Linked DNA regions of Mus musculus: region 2 is linked to region 1. A link is a loop called in an ENCODE intact Hi-C map of the cell type or tissue named here. Cell type or tissue: heart. All regions are shown on one strand. Links, peaks and the distances in the headings refer to the core of each region. The heading gives the core; the rest is flanking DNA. Region 1 has its middle 48 kb from the start of Gm23311. Region 2 holds the start of Gm22927 (a small nucleolar RNA gene).

What was found. A loop is a pair of places that touch in the nucleus more often than their neighbours do. Peaks named below come from ENCODE experiments on the same cell type or tissue, not always from the same donor. Only the 100,000 strongest peaks of a DNase experiment are listed, where the experiment ranks them.
Region 2: it touches region 1 in a loop (7-fold over the local background); 10 of 42 quality-filtered maps call a loop at or near these places.

What each region holds. Positions count from the first base shown.
Region 1 is chr11:71,332,662-71,341,002 of GRCm38, forward strand. It overlaps the pseudogene Gm17874. Among named protein-coding and RNA genes, the nearest start is that of Gm23311, 48 kb to the left of the region's middle. In heart, for the core only: a CTCF peak has its summit at 4,953 (motif pointing right); no DNase peak of the experiment used is centred there; H3K27me3 peaks cover 351 bases.
Region 2 is chr11:71,843,148-71,851,488 of GRCm38, forward strand. Gm22927 (a small nucleolar RNA gene) reads right to left here and starts at 5,059; the gene lies at 4,929-5,059. In heart, for the core only: a CTCF peak has its summit at 5,021 (motif pointing left); no DNase peak of the experiment used is centred there.

The DNA.
Region 1 (8,341 bases), core at 51-8,050:
TTTCATACTAGTGACTTAACAGCACAACTGAAATCTCTAGAACAAAAATAATCAAACACACCCAAGAAGAGTATATGGCAGGAAAGAATAAAACTCAGGGCTAAAATCAATAAAATCATATAGAGAGTTTTTAGTCCATGAACATGACTACTGTCACAAGGGATCACATCCATAAACCTAGGTTTGTGTAATCCGGAATACAGACTCACCCTTAGTACACACCTTTAATCCCTCTGGCTGGAATAAGGTAAAATTGGTTTGTAAAAGGAAGTAGTCATGTTTGAAAGAGACATCTAACTGAGGAGAAGACAAAGTGATGAACTAGAGAAAGATTTGGCAGAATGAGTCAGAGATAAGATACACCTTACTGTTACAAGAACAGCACAGGAAAGAGAGACTACCTTAGGCACCGGGAGAGAAAGGTGGTATGTGTCACTTTTAGCAGAATAGTTTTACAAAGGCAGGTGATAGAACACAGGTGAAGATAGAAGGAGCCAGAAACTGAGGAGCCAGAGATTAAAACATATTATAAAAGTCAGAATTGCCAAGCAAAGCAATTCAGTAAGAAGTTGAGAGAAGCCTTGAATATGTCATCTTGGAGAGGAATGAGCCAGAACAGCTGAGATGAATGAGATAGCCAGAGTTCAGAAAGAACTGTAAGGGATGAGCTTATTCAGCAGTAAGCTGTGAAAAGACATATGTCTGGCAAATAAAAGTCACGTTTACAAATTAGAAACAGAGAACAATACAAAGAATCAATGAAACACGGAGATGGTTCTTTGAGAAAATCAATAAGATAGACAAACCTTTGGCGAAACTAACTAAAAGGCTAAGAAAAAATACCCAAATTAACAAAATCAGAAATGCAAAGGGGGCATAATAACAGACACAGAGGACATTCAAGGAATCATTAGATTTTACTTCAAGAACCTGTACTCCAAAAAATTGGAAAATCTAAACAAAGTGGATGTTTTCCATGATAGGCACCAATTACCGAAACTAAACCAAGATCATGTAAACAATCTAAATAGACCTATAAGTCCCGAGGAACAGAAGCAGACATTAAAAGACTCTCAACCAAAACCAAAACCAAAACAAGACAACTACAACAACAAAATCTAAAAACCAATCAATCAAAAAACAAACAAACAAAAACAAAAAACCCAAGACAGTTTTAGTGCAGAGTTCTATCAGACTTTCAAAGAAGCGCTAATACCAAAGACTCCTTTGAAGTGGAAGCTTCTGGTTTGTTTGGAAAGTCAGTTATGTCAAATGATGTTTTGGCTGGGGTACACAGGTGAAGGATGTCTTGCTAAAGCAGACACATGAAAGAATGTTTTTCTAAAGTAGACACAGGAAAAAGGATGTTTTGATAAAGCAAACATGTGATAGGACCCGTGATGAAAAAGTATAAGTATGACTCCACAGTCAATGGGAGACAAGCATTGGTTTGGTTTGCTTGCCTCGCTATTCTTAGCTAACAACACACGTGTATTGGTTTGCCTTACATAGCATTGTTGAACTCAACTTGTGGCAATGTTGCCATTGAGAGAAACCCAAGAACTTCTCATGAGGTTCCTGCAGCAGCTTGCTACTTCTTCAGCCTTGCCTCAGCCAGTTGGTTGGCAAGCCTGGCAGTTTCTTCGGCATTGAACTACAGTTCTGGGTTGTGCCTGGTGTCTGCCTGCCTAGAGGACTGGTCTGCAGCTGCTAAGTCATATTTGGTGTTTGCTATAGGTCTGAACTGCTATAAGAAGATCAAGCTACCCCAAAAGAACTATTGCTGAACAGGTTCACTTCCCCTGTTTCCTAATAATTTTTCTCTTCCACTACCTCTGGTGGGCAAGAGGAGAGGTTGAACATTTATTAAAAGTAGGTTGCCAAAAAATTTATGCCTACACTCCTAAAATTATGCCACAAAATAGAAACACAAGGAATACTGCCAAATTCATTTTATGAGGCAACAGTCATCCTGATTTTATAGAAGAGAAAGTGTGGAATATTCTTGAATGCATTGGCATAGGAGACAACTTCCTGAATAGAAGAACACTAATAACTCAGGCACTAAGATCAACAACTAACAAATGTTACCTCATAAAGTTGAAAAGCTTTTGCAAGACACAGGACATATCAAAAGGACAAAATGGGAAAATATTTTCACCAACTCTTTATCTGAAAGAGGGCTAATATCGAGATATATAAAGAACTAAAAAAAAAAAAAATCACACCTCAACAAACCAAAATAACCCAATTAAAAGTATGGCAAAGATTTGAATTCTCAACAGAGGAGTTTCTAATGGCTGAGAAGCACTTAAGGAAAATTTCAACATCCTTAATCATCAGGAAAATACAAATCAAAATGACTCTGCGACTCATCTTACACCCATCAGAATTGGTAAGATAAAAACTCAAGAGGTAACAAGGGGGTGCTGCTTTATTGCTGGTGGGAATACAAATGTGTACCATCACTTTGGAAATAAATTTAACTTTTTTTTTTCAGAAAATTGGAAGTAGTTCTACCTCAAGACCCAGCTTTACCACTCCTGGGTATATAGTCCTAAAACTCTCTACCATACCTCAAGAACACTTGCTCAACTATGTTCACAGCAGCTTTCTTCATAATACCCAGAAACTGGAAACAGCCTTCATGTCCCTCAACCAATGAATGGATAAAGAAAATGTGGTACATTTACACAATGGACTACTACTCAGCTATTAAAACCAAGGACATCATGAAATAGGCAGGCAAATAGGTGGAACTAGAAAAAGATAGTCCTGAGTAAGGTAACCCAGACCTAGAAAAACAAACATGGTATGTATTCACTTATAAGTAGCTATTAGCTGTAAAGTAAAGGATAAGTTTTGTACAAACCACAGACCCAAGAAGCTGATTAACAAGAAAGGACCACCTGACTCACTTGAGTCTCATGGTGAAGGGGAAATAGATTAGACTAGACACTGGGGGTAGATGGAGGGAGGGAACTGGCTGCAGGAGGAGTTGGGGAGGGGAACAGGAGAGATGAGGTGAGAAGGAGGTGGAGAGAGAGGGTAGTGGGAGAGACAACTGGAATTGGGGGGGGGCTTGTTTAGGATGAGCTAGAAACCTCAGATAATGGAAACTCCCAGGAATCTATGAGGATGACCCTAGCTAAGACTCTTAACAATAAGGGTTTGAAGCCTGAACATGCCATCTCTTGTAACCAGGCAAGACTTTCAGTGGAGAGACTGGGACACCAAACCCAGCCACAAATCCTTAGATCCACAATTTGTCCTGCCTACAAATGTGCAGGTGTAAAAGATGAAGCAGAATTTGAGGGGTAGGCCAACAAATGACTGGCCCAACTTGAGACCTGTACCATGAAAGAGATACCACCCCTGACACTATTAATGATTTTAACTGTCATCTGAGAGATTTCACCCAGCAACTGATGGGAACAGATGCAGAGCCCTATAGCCAAACATTAAGCTTGGGTAATTCTGTGAAAAAGAGGGAGGAAAGATTGAGGGAGCTATAAGGGTCAAGGACAAACAAGAAAACTTATAAAATCAACTAATTTGAGCCCATAGTGGCTCATAGAAACCAAACCATCAACCAGAGATCATGCATGGGATAGAGCTAGGCCCTCTGCATATATGTAACAGTTGCATAGCTGGGTCTTCATGTGGGACTCCTTTAGTGGACTTAGTGATTAAGCTAAGTTGGCTGGCCAGTGAACTCAAAGGATCCTCCTGTCTCTAGATTCCTCGTGCTTTTTATTTGGGTGCTAGGAATGGAACTCAGGTCCTTGTGCTTGTCTGGGAAGCATTTATCACACAACCCCACTATACTTCTTAACTTTTAAATTCATTGGTTGGCTGGTTGGCTGGCTGGCTGGCTGGCTGGCTGGCTGGCTGGCTGGCTGGCTGGCTGGCTGGTTGGATGGTTGGCTGGATGGTTGGCTGGCTGGTCAGATGGTTGGTTGGCTGGTTGAATGGCTAGTTGGCTGGTTGGTTGGCTGGTTGAATGGCTAGTTGGCTGGTTGGTTGGGTGGTTGGACAGCTAGTTGGCTGATTGGTTGGTTGGTTGAGTCAGTGGATGTATGGATGCCACTGTGCCTGTGGAGGTTAGAGGACAACATTCAATAGCTATTTCTCACATTCTACCTTACTGGAGTCTCCACTTTCCGTCTCACCATAGGAGTACTGGGAGTATTAAAAATGCATGCTGCACTCCCCAGCTTTTAATGTGGGTTCTAGAGATTGAATTCAGGTCATTAGGCATGTGCTGCAAATGCTCTCACCTGCTGAGCCACTTCCCTGTTTGACCACACAGTCTTTTAAATAGACTTGGAACATGATCCTTCTCACTGTGCTCAAAGAAATCAGTGGTCTAGCTCTATAACTCTCCCTGCTGATGCACACAGTCTTCACTTAATCTTATAGTCAGTTCATCTCACCCTAGTCTAAACCATCTGTCTACAGATTATTGAAATCACCATAGAGGCTCACCAGCCATGGGACATGATCTACCCCCACCCCACCTCCACTAGCTCTTTGGCAATACACTCTACCTCACTTTCCTCCCTGTGCCTTGATCCTCTTGGTCACCTTAATCCTTGAACACACCAAGAGACCATGCTCAATTCAGAGACCATGCACTGGCTTTGACACTCTTTAGAAATAAAGAGTAGTCAAAGGCTTGCTTGGTACATCCCTCTTATGAAACAACACTTCTAGAACTTTACCTCATTTTATTTTTTTCTGCATGACTTCTACCTTAAAATATCATGGAAGCTCTTGGAATGTAAGACCTAGCCTGTTTGTTGGTCATGTCATGTGTTCCTCTGGCTCATCTCCATCTCTGTGCCTGAGACAGTGCACACAACATCAACACAGAGATGCTTTCAGATCTGGAGAGAGTTTTCTTTCTTTTACAATTTTTTTTATCCTTCTAAGCAGATATCAAATACGGCCACTAGATGACACTCAAGTACTTTCTGTTTATTGAATTCTTATACTCTAAAGCCCCTTTGGCTGTCTCTCTTCTGAGACCAGAAGTTTGAAAGTCACCCACTTCTGTTGCCTTGAATCTCTGCTTTCTCTCTCTCTCTCTCTCTCTCTCTCTCTCTCTCTCTCTCTCTCTCTCTCTCAGAAGAGCCTTTTAGAAGTACATTTTTAAAAATGATTTCTTGTTTCTTGCTTGTTTCAACCGGAAATTAATGGATAATCCACATATAAGAAAGGATGCTTGCTTTCTCTATTCAAATTATAATGACTTGAATCCCTACCCTGGCAACTTATAGCACCAGCCTTTTCATATGTCCCTTCCTCTCAGTTATTTCTAAGAATGTTCATAAATTGTCCAGTGGGGAGTCTGGAGTCAGTTCTAAGTCTTCCCACTGGCTACTTGGACAGCCTGTCTTGTTGGACACTATGCCCATCTTTATTTTCCCAAGATTCCTAGAGCTGTTGTCCATTTCTAAGCCACCAATTGTAACATTGCTGTTCTTCACCTGAGCACCCCTAAAATGTTGTTTCCAGGAGCATAGCTGAGACCAGAATATGAGATATGATGGAACAGGATTCTCTTGAAGGATTAGGCAGAAAGGACGGTAGATACAGGAGAAAGTCACTCATACTGGCTGCAGTTTCCTGTGTTCTCAGCTGCCCCTGCTCTTGGAGGCCATCTCTGAAGCTGGACTAATCCCTAGCTGTCACCAGTGGGATCATTCCTCAGGGCTAAGATTTTCCAGCCACCTCCACCTCTAGGAGACATGGTCTTTCTGGCCTCCACCCCTCAGAGAGTGAACAAGTTCTTCCCATGTCTGTATACTTCCTAACATAAAGCCCAAATCAACCTCCTTGCAGGATGGGTGATGTGGGAAACCATTTCCATGTGTGGTTAGCAACAGAAGTACAACAACACAATCCCAACAATTTGACACTTCATTTCCTGATACTGGTATATTTTCAGGCTTAGGCGAAACAGTGAACTCACTGAACTATGTAAATTGGAAGGGTTTTGTTTGTTTTTAACAAACCTCCCACCCACCTTCCCCATGCCTTCCTTTCTCTTTGTTCTAGGCTCCTCTTTAGTGTAAAGCGAAGGAAGATATTGGGACTCACGGTGTCTTATGGTTTTAATCTCTGTGAATTTAGGCAGTGCCAGTCTAAATTAAAAACCAGAAATATGTTCCAAACAGAATATTTATCTGGAAAGATCGGGGGACAGAAGGAAGGCATGTGCCATAGTAAACCATGGAGGAGTGAGGCAAGAAGAATTTTAGAGGAAGCTGGAGAAGGCTTATATCACATATTTAAAAACAGTAGTACTGGCCACCATAAGTAGTAACAGGGATTGTGTCTGTAAAGAGTTGACTGGATAGTTGCTGAGCAACTGTTTTTGCAGAACTGCTTTTAAAACAATGTGTCTGTGGCCTTTGTCAAAAGTTAGTGTTCTGGTTTCTCTTCTTTGTTTCTGGGCATGGCTCCTTAGGACTTGTGCATGCTATAAAAGTGGATCTGTGAGCCATTCCCAGGCTTTCACAGCTTAGATAGCTACCACTATGAAATCCTCCACAACCTCTGGTTTGCAAAATTTTGTTTGTTTTGTTTTCAGCTAGGGTTGACACAAATAATTGTGTTTCATTTCTGAAAATGTTGTGTTGTGGATGTTATCAGTTGGGACTGTGTTCCACAACTCTGTATTTTGATTTATTGTGGTTTTTCTATAATGGTCCTCATTTGCTGCAAAGAATTTTCTTGATGAGGAGTGGGGACTATACTTATAAGGACAAATATTTAAAATGTAGTTAGGGATTATGCTGGTTTTGTAAAGTGGCAGTTGGACATTCTCTTCCAAAATCCATGGTTTCCATTAGCTCTGGCTGTTGGCAGCATGGGCGTTTCCAGGACTAGGAATAAATCCTTTGTTGAGCCAGTCTTTGTTATTGAGCTCTTGGTTACCACTAAGGTGTTTGTGCCACTACTACATCCTTAGGGTTATCATGCCATTCTGGTCATTGCTAAGGTTCATAGGCATTATAGTTGGGTAGGATTCTTGGTTGCTTTCTTCCCTTAGAAGCTTGCATGGCATGGTATCTTCTGGTACCATAAAGGCTAGTTTTTAGAGAGGAGGTTGCCTTCCTGGCTGGTAACTTGTTGATGCCCATCTGGAGGCTGATGATGTAGTGTTATGTGAGTGGCAGGATGTGGTTCTTAGGGTCCCAGAAATGTTGCCTGATATCAAAGCTGTCATACCAGGCTTCCTGGCACATTTGTTGGTGCTCACTTGTAGTGTGATGACAGACTAGCAGACCTTCATAGTTGTGACATTGATATTTTGATATTGCTTATCTCTGCAGACGATCCAAATCTCCCTGCTATACTGAATTCCTTTGAATTGCTACCTGTATCATGTTCCTATTCTTGAATAAGTTACTAGCCTTGAACGGGTCCATGGGGACTATATCTTGGCCAGCCACATACTTGATGAAATTGGAGAGGTTTTTCTGTCCATATTTCTGTACCAAATTTAAGGAACTGAGCTGAGTTTGTGATTGTGTATAGGATACTCCCATTTTTTTAAATCATTCTGGAAGACAGGATCAATGGAGAGGGCCATGAATATCTCAATATAGCAGTGGAACTCAGTTTTTTTTTTTCTGGTTGCCTGTATTTGGAAAGGAGCCAGCTCTTGACCTTGGCTGAGAGCTGATAATGGTGTTTTTATCACTGCAACAGAAATTCTAAGATAGACATCTCTAAGCTGTTTCCATTTCTTAGCTATTATAAATAGAACAGCAATAAGCATAGATGAGTAGGTATTTCTGGAACCTCTAGAGTAGGATATAGTAGTCTTTGGAATGCCCAAGAGTGGTATAGCTGGATTATAGGGCAGATCTATCGTTAGCTTGAAACAAACAAACAAATAAGCAAACACTCAACATTGATTTCCAAAGTTGCTACACCAGTGTGCACTCACACCAGTGGTGAATGAGTTCCCCCCTTCCCCCACATTCACACCAGGATATGCTGTCATTTGGTCTTTTGATTTTGGCCATTCTATCTTGGGGAAGTAGTTTTAATTTCTCTGATAAAGTAGTTTGCATTTCTCTGATGGCTAAAGATGTTGAACATTTTAAAAAATGTTTCTCAGAAATTTATACTTCATCTTTTGGGAACTCTTTGTTTAGTTTTATTCTCTGTTTTAAAATTGGGTTATACTCTGGAAATCAGTCTGGCGGTTCCTCAGAAAATTGCACATAGTACTACCGGAGGATCCAGCAATACCTCTCCTGGGCATATATCCAGAAGATGTCCCAACCAGTAAGAAGGACACATGCTCCACTATGTTCATAGC
Region 2 (8,341 bases), core at 25-8,024, 510 kb after region 1:
CTCCCCTCTGCACCCCTCTCAGCTCTCCTTGTAGGCCTCATCAGAACTCTGAACTTTCCTGCAGCCTCTTTAACTTAACCTTGCTGTAACCTATGGGCTATGCAATGTGTGATTTGAATTAATATTCATATTTTAGACTAAAGTAAAAGAGCTTGTGTTTGCCTCAATCAGCTAGTAAGAAAAATAGACACTACTCAGCAAATTAGAAAACAAAACTAAAGTAGCTGATGAATTTATTGTCATTCAATAAATTCTGAGATTGGGAGAAGACACAATTGTGTCTGCTTATATTTCTGGTGTAGTGGGTTCATCACAACCAGCTTTCAGTCATAATAAGGAGTCCAGACAAGGTTAGTAGAGTTCTTGGGTGGCTGCAAGTGACCCATGAGCAATAAACACAGTGGTTGACAATTCCAGAAAATTTATAGAAATTTCATGTACATTAAGTGGTATGTCATGTATACACTCCTCTGGGCTCTGAAGAAATTGAGAAATAAATGGGAAACATATAAAAAAAATAGCTTCACCCCCTATGAGATGTGGTAGAAAGATGGACTTGAAATTTTGACTAAAATTTGGTTTTCTAACACAATTGAAGATTGTAACACATGGCAATCCAAGTGAGGATATTACAAGGGGAGTTTGGGAAGGGGGGAGAACAGCCTTCAGGCATTGTCAGGCTAGACAGCAAAGAAACTGTGGCCAGAGAGACCAAGGTACTTACACTCAACCATTTAACCTCACTTCATACCTAGTGAGACCTTTCTCCTTGGTGAGGCAGCAAGAACAAGGAAAGGGAAGAGCTATGGACCTACCTGCCCAGGAGATGATGGTGATGATGGTGCTGATGAAGATGATGATGCAGTAGATGGTGGCGGTGACGTGAGACTCTTCCTGGAGAGATATGAACAATTGCCTGTTTACTCAAGGCACTCATGACAGACCACAGAAACAGTTTCACTCAAATCTAGCTTAGTGATGTGGCGAGTTTGTTGATGTTATTTACAGAAATATGAGTGAGGGTTTACACGGGAGCATGAGTGACTCAAAGGCAGCTGCATCATTAAATATCTGCTCCAGCATGGATGACAACTCATAAAGACTGAATGCCTGATTGTGCATAGGTGCAGGCAGCTAGGCTATTTGGAGAGTCTCTTATTCTCAGCAATTGTTACTGCTTTTGTAATCTTTTGGAGGATCCTTGTGAGTATTGCTCATCGCCTGGGTCTAAAAAGTCTCCTTTAAGGAGAAAATGTTTTCTATTCAGAAGAGAGATCTACCCATCGGGTGGTAAAGATGGGTAATAGTGGTGATGGAGAGATGGTTCTAATGCAAGGAAATGGATCCGATGGAGAGATGGTCCTGATGGGAGTGAGAGTGATGATAGTTGCAATGGGAGATTTTGGTGATGGGAGATGGTGGGTCATGACAGAGTGATGGTAGTGATAGTGATAGTGATAGTATCAATTGGGAGATGATGATAAAGGAGCAGATAATAGTAATGAGGATGATGACGTAGAAAGTGAAGATCGTGGTGATGGGGGTAGAGGAGAAGACAATGGTGTTGCCAAAGATGTCCACACTTGTAAAAATGCTTCCCATCAGCAGATTCTACCAAAGAGCCTGCCAATTGGTGGCTCTAGTGACAAGCTAACCATTCTGCCAGTGAGCAGGTTTTACATGTTTACTCTTTGCCAAGCAGGGGTGATGTGTCTGTGCTCCCCCAACCCCCAGAAGTTTATCAAATATGCGAAGGTCCTTAGAATCTACCTTATGGGGTTGGGGATTTAGCTCAGTGGTAGAGCGCTTGCCTAGCAAGTGCAAGGCCCTGCGTTCGATCCTCAGCTCTAGAAAAGAAAAAAAAGAACCTACCTTATACTACAGTGTCCCTTCTGCATGCACGTTCCTCTCTACCTTATACCACAGTGTCCCTTCTGCATGCACGTTCCTCTCTACCTTATACCACAGTGTCCCTTCTGCATGCACGTTTCTCTCTACCTTATACCACAGTGTCCCTTCTGCATGCACGTTCCTCTCTACCTTATACTACAGTGTCCCTTCTGTATGCACGTTCCTCTCTACCTTATACTACAGTGTCCCTTCTGTATGCACGTTCCTCTCTACCTTATACTACAGTGTCCCTTCTGTATGCACGTTCCTCTCTACCTTATACTACAGTGTCCCGTCTGTATGCACGTTTCTCTCTACCTTATACCACAGTGTCCCTTCTGTATGCACGTTCCTCTCTACCTTATACTACAGTGTCCCGTCTGTATGCACGTTCCTCTCTACCTTATACCATAGTGTCCCTTCTGTATGCACGTTCCTCTCTACCTTATACTACAGTGTCCCTTCTGTATGCACGTTCCTCTCTACCTTATACTACAGTGTCCCTTCTGCATGCACGTTCCTCTCTACCTTATACTACAGTGTCCCGTCTGTATGCACGTTTCTCTCTACCTTATACCACAGTGTCCCTTCTGCATGCACGTTCCTCTCTACCTTATACCACAGTGTCCCTTCTGCATGCACGTTCCTCTCTACCTTATACTACAGTGTCCCTTCTGCATGCACGTTCCTCTCTACCTTATACTACAGTGTCCCTTCTGTATGCACGTTCCTCTCTACCTTATACCATAGTGTCCCTTCTGTATGCACGTTCCTCTCTACCTTATACTACAGTGTCCCGTCTGTATGCACGTTTCTCTCTACCTTATACCACAGTGTCCCTTCTGCATGCACGTTCCTCTCTATGTTATACCACAGTGTCCCTTCTGCATGCACGTTCCTCTCTACCTTATACCACAGTGTCCCTTCTGCATGCACGTTCCTCTCTATTTTGCTCATCAGAAGAACTTCACCTTTCCTTCCAGACTCAGCTGAAATATCTCTTGACCCATGGATTCTTCACTGAGTTTACTTCATGGTCATAGGTCCTCCACCTTTAAAGCACCACACACATCCACCAATCAGAACACACATCATATTCTCCTGACTTCCTGTTCACTTACCTTCTCCTGCCCCCTGAGGACTAAGCACATAGCTTACCATCCAGTGGATATATGCATGCCTACCATTGAACCTGACTCTTATCAAGTGTCCCTGAATGGTTGGAAAGTCAACTCATTCAGTCCTACCATTGCCAAAGAGGGAGAGAGGCCTGTCAGGGGGCAGAGGGGTTGGTTCAGAAGAGCTTCAGGTGTCACGTGAGTCCACCTGGATGGAGATGAAGCCGTGCAGAGCAATCAGTGCAGAAATGCTGACTTATCAACCCGGCTTTCTAAGAATTGACTTGTTTCTTTTTAAAAAGAAGTTATTTTAACAAAAAGAGGAAGAGAGGCCTCACTCAACAGGGTATTGACTTTCTGTATCACATTTTATTAAGACTTATCAGAGCTGGAGGTCTCTGAGTCTTCCAAGGGGGCTGTTTGCGCAGGAAGCAGAGTTACGGAGAAATTACACTCAGCAGCTGTGTCCTTTGAAGCTTTTAAAGCAGCCAAGGCCAGCCGGCTCCCCAGTGCTGGTGGTTGGAGGATATAGATATGCTTCATTCCCAGCAGCTATCCAAGCACAGAAAGCTCCTTGCTAATTAGCCACATTAGGTAAATATTCTTCCACTAGATTCTTGTTTAGAGAATAGATGGATGCTGATAAACATAGTAGACAGATGCTAATGAGCATGGCCTTGGAGTGAATTTGTGCTGAGCCACTGCTCTGCATTTAATGGCTTGCAGGATTTAAACATACAGATAGATACACACATGCCCTATATAGACACAGACAGACATGCACATGGTGCTGGTGCCACACAGCAGGGGAAATTGAGAATGAATGAAAATCCCCTCACTGGTACACTCCCTGGTACCAGGATATGTCTTTTTTTTTAATTATTCTGTGTTTTTAACTAAAATTTAATTATATCATTCCCCCCCCCCTTTTCTTTCCTCCCTCCAACACCTCCCATATACCTTCTCTTGTTCCTTCTGGAAATGTGGCTTCTTTCACATTGTTTTATACACACACACACACACACACACACACACACACACACCACACTATTCAGTCCATTTAGTGCTACTCATTTGTAAATGATTTCAGGGTTAACTTGTTTAGGCAAGTATATTGTTTGGGTATTATGGCCAGGGCCAGCTCTCCCATGTTGTTCAGGTGAAGAGTGGGCCCTGTTCTGCACAGCTTTCAGACATCAACATGTCCCAAGACGGCAACCCAGACCAGGGATGTCTGCCTGGCTTTTGGTGGTAACAGATCCTTGTTGCTGCAGGACCACAGACCCTGGCATAGCCCCTGGTGGCAGCACAGGCCAGGATCCCACCATGGTCCCAGATAGCATCACCAGCTACTCACATCAGGCTACTCATACCACCGCCTACCCTCGAGTCTCCAGTCCTGCCTCTCATCACTGTGCGCACATCCTTCTGTTTCTCTTTCTCCTCCATCTCTCACCACTTACTTGTTCCTTCTAGTGGTACCTGGGGTCTATGAGTGTCTGGGGTGAACTTAGGAGTGGTCTCAGGAGGGCTATGCTCTGCTCATGCATTATGGTTTGGGGCAGGGGTTATTTTATCCATGGTCTGTGCCCTCGGGCCTACATGGTGCTGGACTGGTGATCATCTCAGCCTAGCTCTCTGTCCAGGCCCCATGGTGCCGGGCTGGTGGTCATCTCTGGCTCCCTCCTTGCGCAGTCTGCATGAATGCCCCGCCCCCCTGCCAGGGTCATCTATCTCAGGCTCACTTCTGCCCAGGATCCACGGTCCCAGGTAGGATTCTTCTAGTTCCTGGCTAACTCCCCATCCTGGAAGCCCATCTGGGCCTACCTGGCACCTGACTAGTAGTCACCTCAGGCTAGCTCCCTATCTAGGATCCCTGACATCAGACTGGTGGTTGTCTCAGGCTAGCTTTTTTGGGGGAATGTTAGGCTATTATTCATTCAGATGTTTGTAGGTCAGAATACTGAGTATAGACACAGCCGCTCTCCTCTCTGCCACCTACTGACAAACATGTGATACAGCAGTCACACTACAATGCCTCTTGGGGCAGGATGGTTAGATAATTGACTGGGAGCCACACAGTCATAAAAGTGATCAATGGCACTTATACTGACTTGTTACCTTGGCAGGTATCGTCCCCCAGCGACGACTTCCCACCCCCACCCTTTTTATCTACTGATCTCTTGCTTTGCAATCTGACCATTGTTCCTCTCTGATTTCCTGGTCTCACCTTTTCCTAATCACACTCCCTGGCTTTGTGGTTCACATGGAAACAAATTCTACTTGGTTGAATCCCTTTTCTTATGATTGAGCAAGAGGTCCCAAGATAAAAAAACAAAAACAAAAACAAAACAAAACAAAACAAAAAACTGCTCTTGTCCAGACTGTGAAGTCAGCTCTGCAACCTCTTCACATCTCTATGGTACATGCCCAGAGTCCTATGCCGGGAGCCAGGGGAGTCCAAGTAGAACCTAAGGGACACTGTCCAGGTTTACAGACTGATTAGCATGTGACATTGATAGCAGCTGGGACATATCTAGTCTCCCCGTAGGCTTTCTTCTTCTGAGTATAGTTCAGTTATATCTTCCAGCTCCTCTTCTGGACCATCTTATGGAGGTTTGTTAAGACACGGCCTTGGGAGCATCTCACTGCTGCTTTTGTTGCTGTGTTTCTTTCATGGTTTGTATGCTGTTATTTGTTTTGTTCTGGGCCTGTTGTCCTCATTATCTTTATTATTTTATTCTTCCTAGTTTCCTTTTCTCTTTAAGATTGTTGAGTTGATTGCTTGGGCTGTGGGTTAGATGCAGCTGTTCTAAATTCCCTAATAACTCCATTCTGGACTATAAATTACTCCATCAGGAGGGAAGGAGACAGCACCAGACAAGCCTGGTGTGCAATGCTTTCATAATTTTCTACACATGTTTTTTGTTCACTTCTGTTGTGATTTTTTTCTCTAACCCCTGGGTAATTTAGAAGTATCCCTTTTAGTTTCCAAGCTAAAGCTTAAACCGTCTCTTTGTTGTTGAGTACTAATTTTATTGTGTGTCAGGGGTGGGGAGAAAGAGAGACAGAAACAGAGACAGACAGACAGACAGACAGACAGACAGACTGCTAGAGACAGCAAGAGACAGAGACAGACTGTCAGAAATGAAGATTATTCTGAATGTATTGAAACTTCTTCTGTGGTCTGCTCTCAGACCATTTCCCCAAATATCTTCTCCATTTCTCTGGTTCAAATAAATTTGTATATGTGCATGTAATCAAACTTTTTCCAGGCAGGTTCTCATGCATAGCCTGGTTGGGTTTTTGTAATTGTTGTTGTTTTATTTTGCCTTTGGGGTTTTGTTGATTTTGCTTTGTCAGCTTGACAAAAGCTAACATTATCTGGAAAGAGGAACTCAGTTGAGAAAATTCTTCCACTGCATTGGACTGTGGGCAAGCTTGTGATAGCATTTTCTTAGTTATTGGTTGACGTATGAGGACCCAGCTCACTATCAGCAGTGTCACCATGACTTGTGGTCCTGGATTCTTTAAGAAAACAGGCTGAGCAACCCATGACCATGACAGGCAAGCCAGTAATCAGCATTCCTCCACAACCTCTGTATCAGCTCCTGCTTCCAGGTTCCAATGTTGAGTTCTTGCCCTGGCTTCCCTTAGTGATAGAGTGAGTATGACCTGAGATTTAAAAGATCAAATAAACAACCTTTCCCCCAAGTTGCTTCTGGTCATGGTTTTCCTTTTATCACAGCTCTAAAGTCCAAACTAAGATAGTAATTGGTACAGTTCATGAGATATTTTTGTGACATATTTGATCGTATACTTTTGGAAAGATTGTGGTAGTCTTTGAACTTGGGGCTGGAAACGCTGGTATGTGTTTAGAAGTTAATGAACTACCGTGGATAGTTAGAAGACATTGCTGAGAACAACACACATGACTGTGGCCAGGCTTGTGAAGTCGCAGAGGGAAGTTTTGAGAATCTCTTAAAGACTCTCTCAGGACTATCACTGATTTTTTTTTCAAGATATTTTTATTGATTCTTTGGGAATTTCACCTTATACACCCCAATCACACTCACTTCCCAGTCCTTCCATGTATGCCCCCCTAAACCCTTGTGTCCCACCCCCAACAAAACAACAACAACAACAAAATCAAGTTGCCTATATACACATTGGAGCATGATCAAACTCCCAGTAGCCTGCACTCTAAAGAAAGCTAAGTCCTTCTCCACCCTTTACCCCTGCCGGAAGCCATCAGTTGTGGGAGCTACACTTCGGCATCCCTATCACAATTTTTAAGACTTCTCTTTGATGGCTTCTCTTTTAGGCTGTTACTTTTTTGCAGGGTGGAGGGTGGGGTAGGGAAGTGGGGGTTATTACAGAATTCTCCACGTCCCTCTTTCTCAATTGTGCAGTTGCAGTCGTCAATGTCACTGCCTAAGTAGCTTCCTTGCTCTTTACAGTCAGCTGGAACTTGGATCATGGGCTTCCTCGTGGTTTCTGGTGAGAATACAGACCATGAACAGGGCCAGCTGTAATAGGACCATAGACCCAGATAAGGACCTTGGAAGCAGCCTGGACTCTTGTCATCACCCTGGCGTCAGGTGGCAGCACAGTCTAGTCACATCAGTATATCTGCTCTACCCTGGCAACAGCAGGGCTCACAGATATCAATATGGGTTCGGGTTGCACCATATACCATTGCATCTGCATGGCACTAGGTGGTAACATGGGAATTCCTTCAAGGAATTCCAATCCAGAGAGAAAACCATTCCTCATCTCAGCCTCTGTCATCACCCAGACCCAGGGCGTTCAGGGACTAAGTCCACGTCTGTGTGCTGCCGTGCACCACCCCTCTGACCACACTGAAAAATGACCTGTCTCATACCCATCACCCATCCTGCCTCTCTCCATGGTGCAAGCACTGCTCCACTCTTCTGTCTTTCCCACCTCTCCATTGCATATCCGTCCATTGTAGTGGCACCCGCTGGCCCGCATGCCTCAACCATTGACATTTTAAAGTAACAACTACTAAAGTAAAACTGTTCCTTTCCTGGGACAATCAATGCTGACTAACTGAAGCTGGAAAAATAACAAAGATTAAGAAGGCACCAGAATCACTGATGTGAAGTCCTCTGGGAATGTTCCCTTGGGGTCAGCACACAGGAGCTTCGGGGCTGGTGGGCAACTGCATCTCATGCTGGCAGCTGCATTTGGTAATGTATAAAAATTTCCAGGTACAACTGGTTTTGGAGGCATGAAGGAGGCATGAAGAGTAGCTGAGGCTTGGCACCATGAGAGGAGAGAAGAGGGCCTGAGTGAAGGTGCAACCTCAG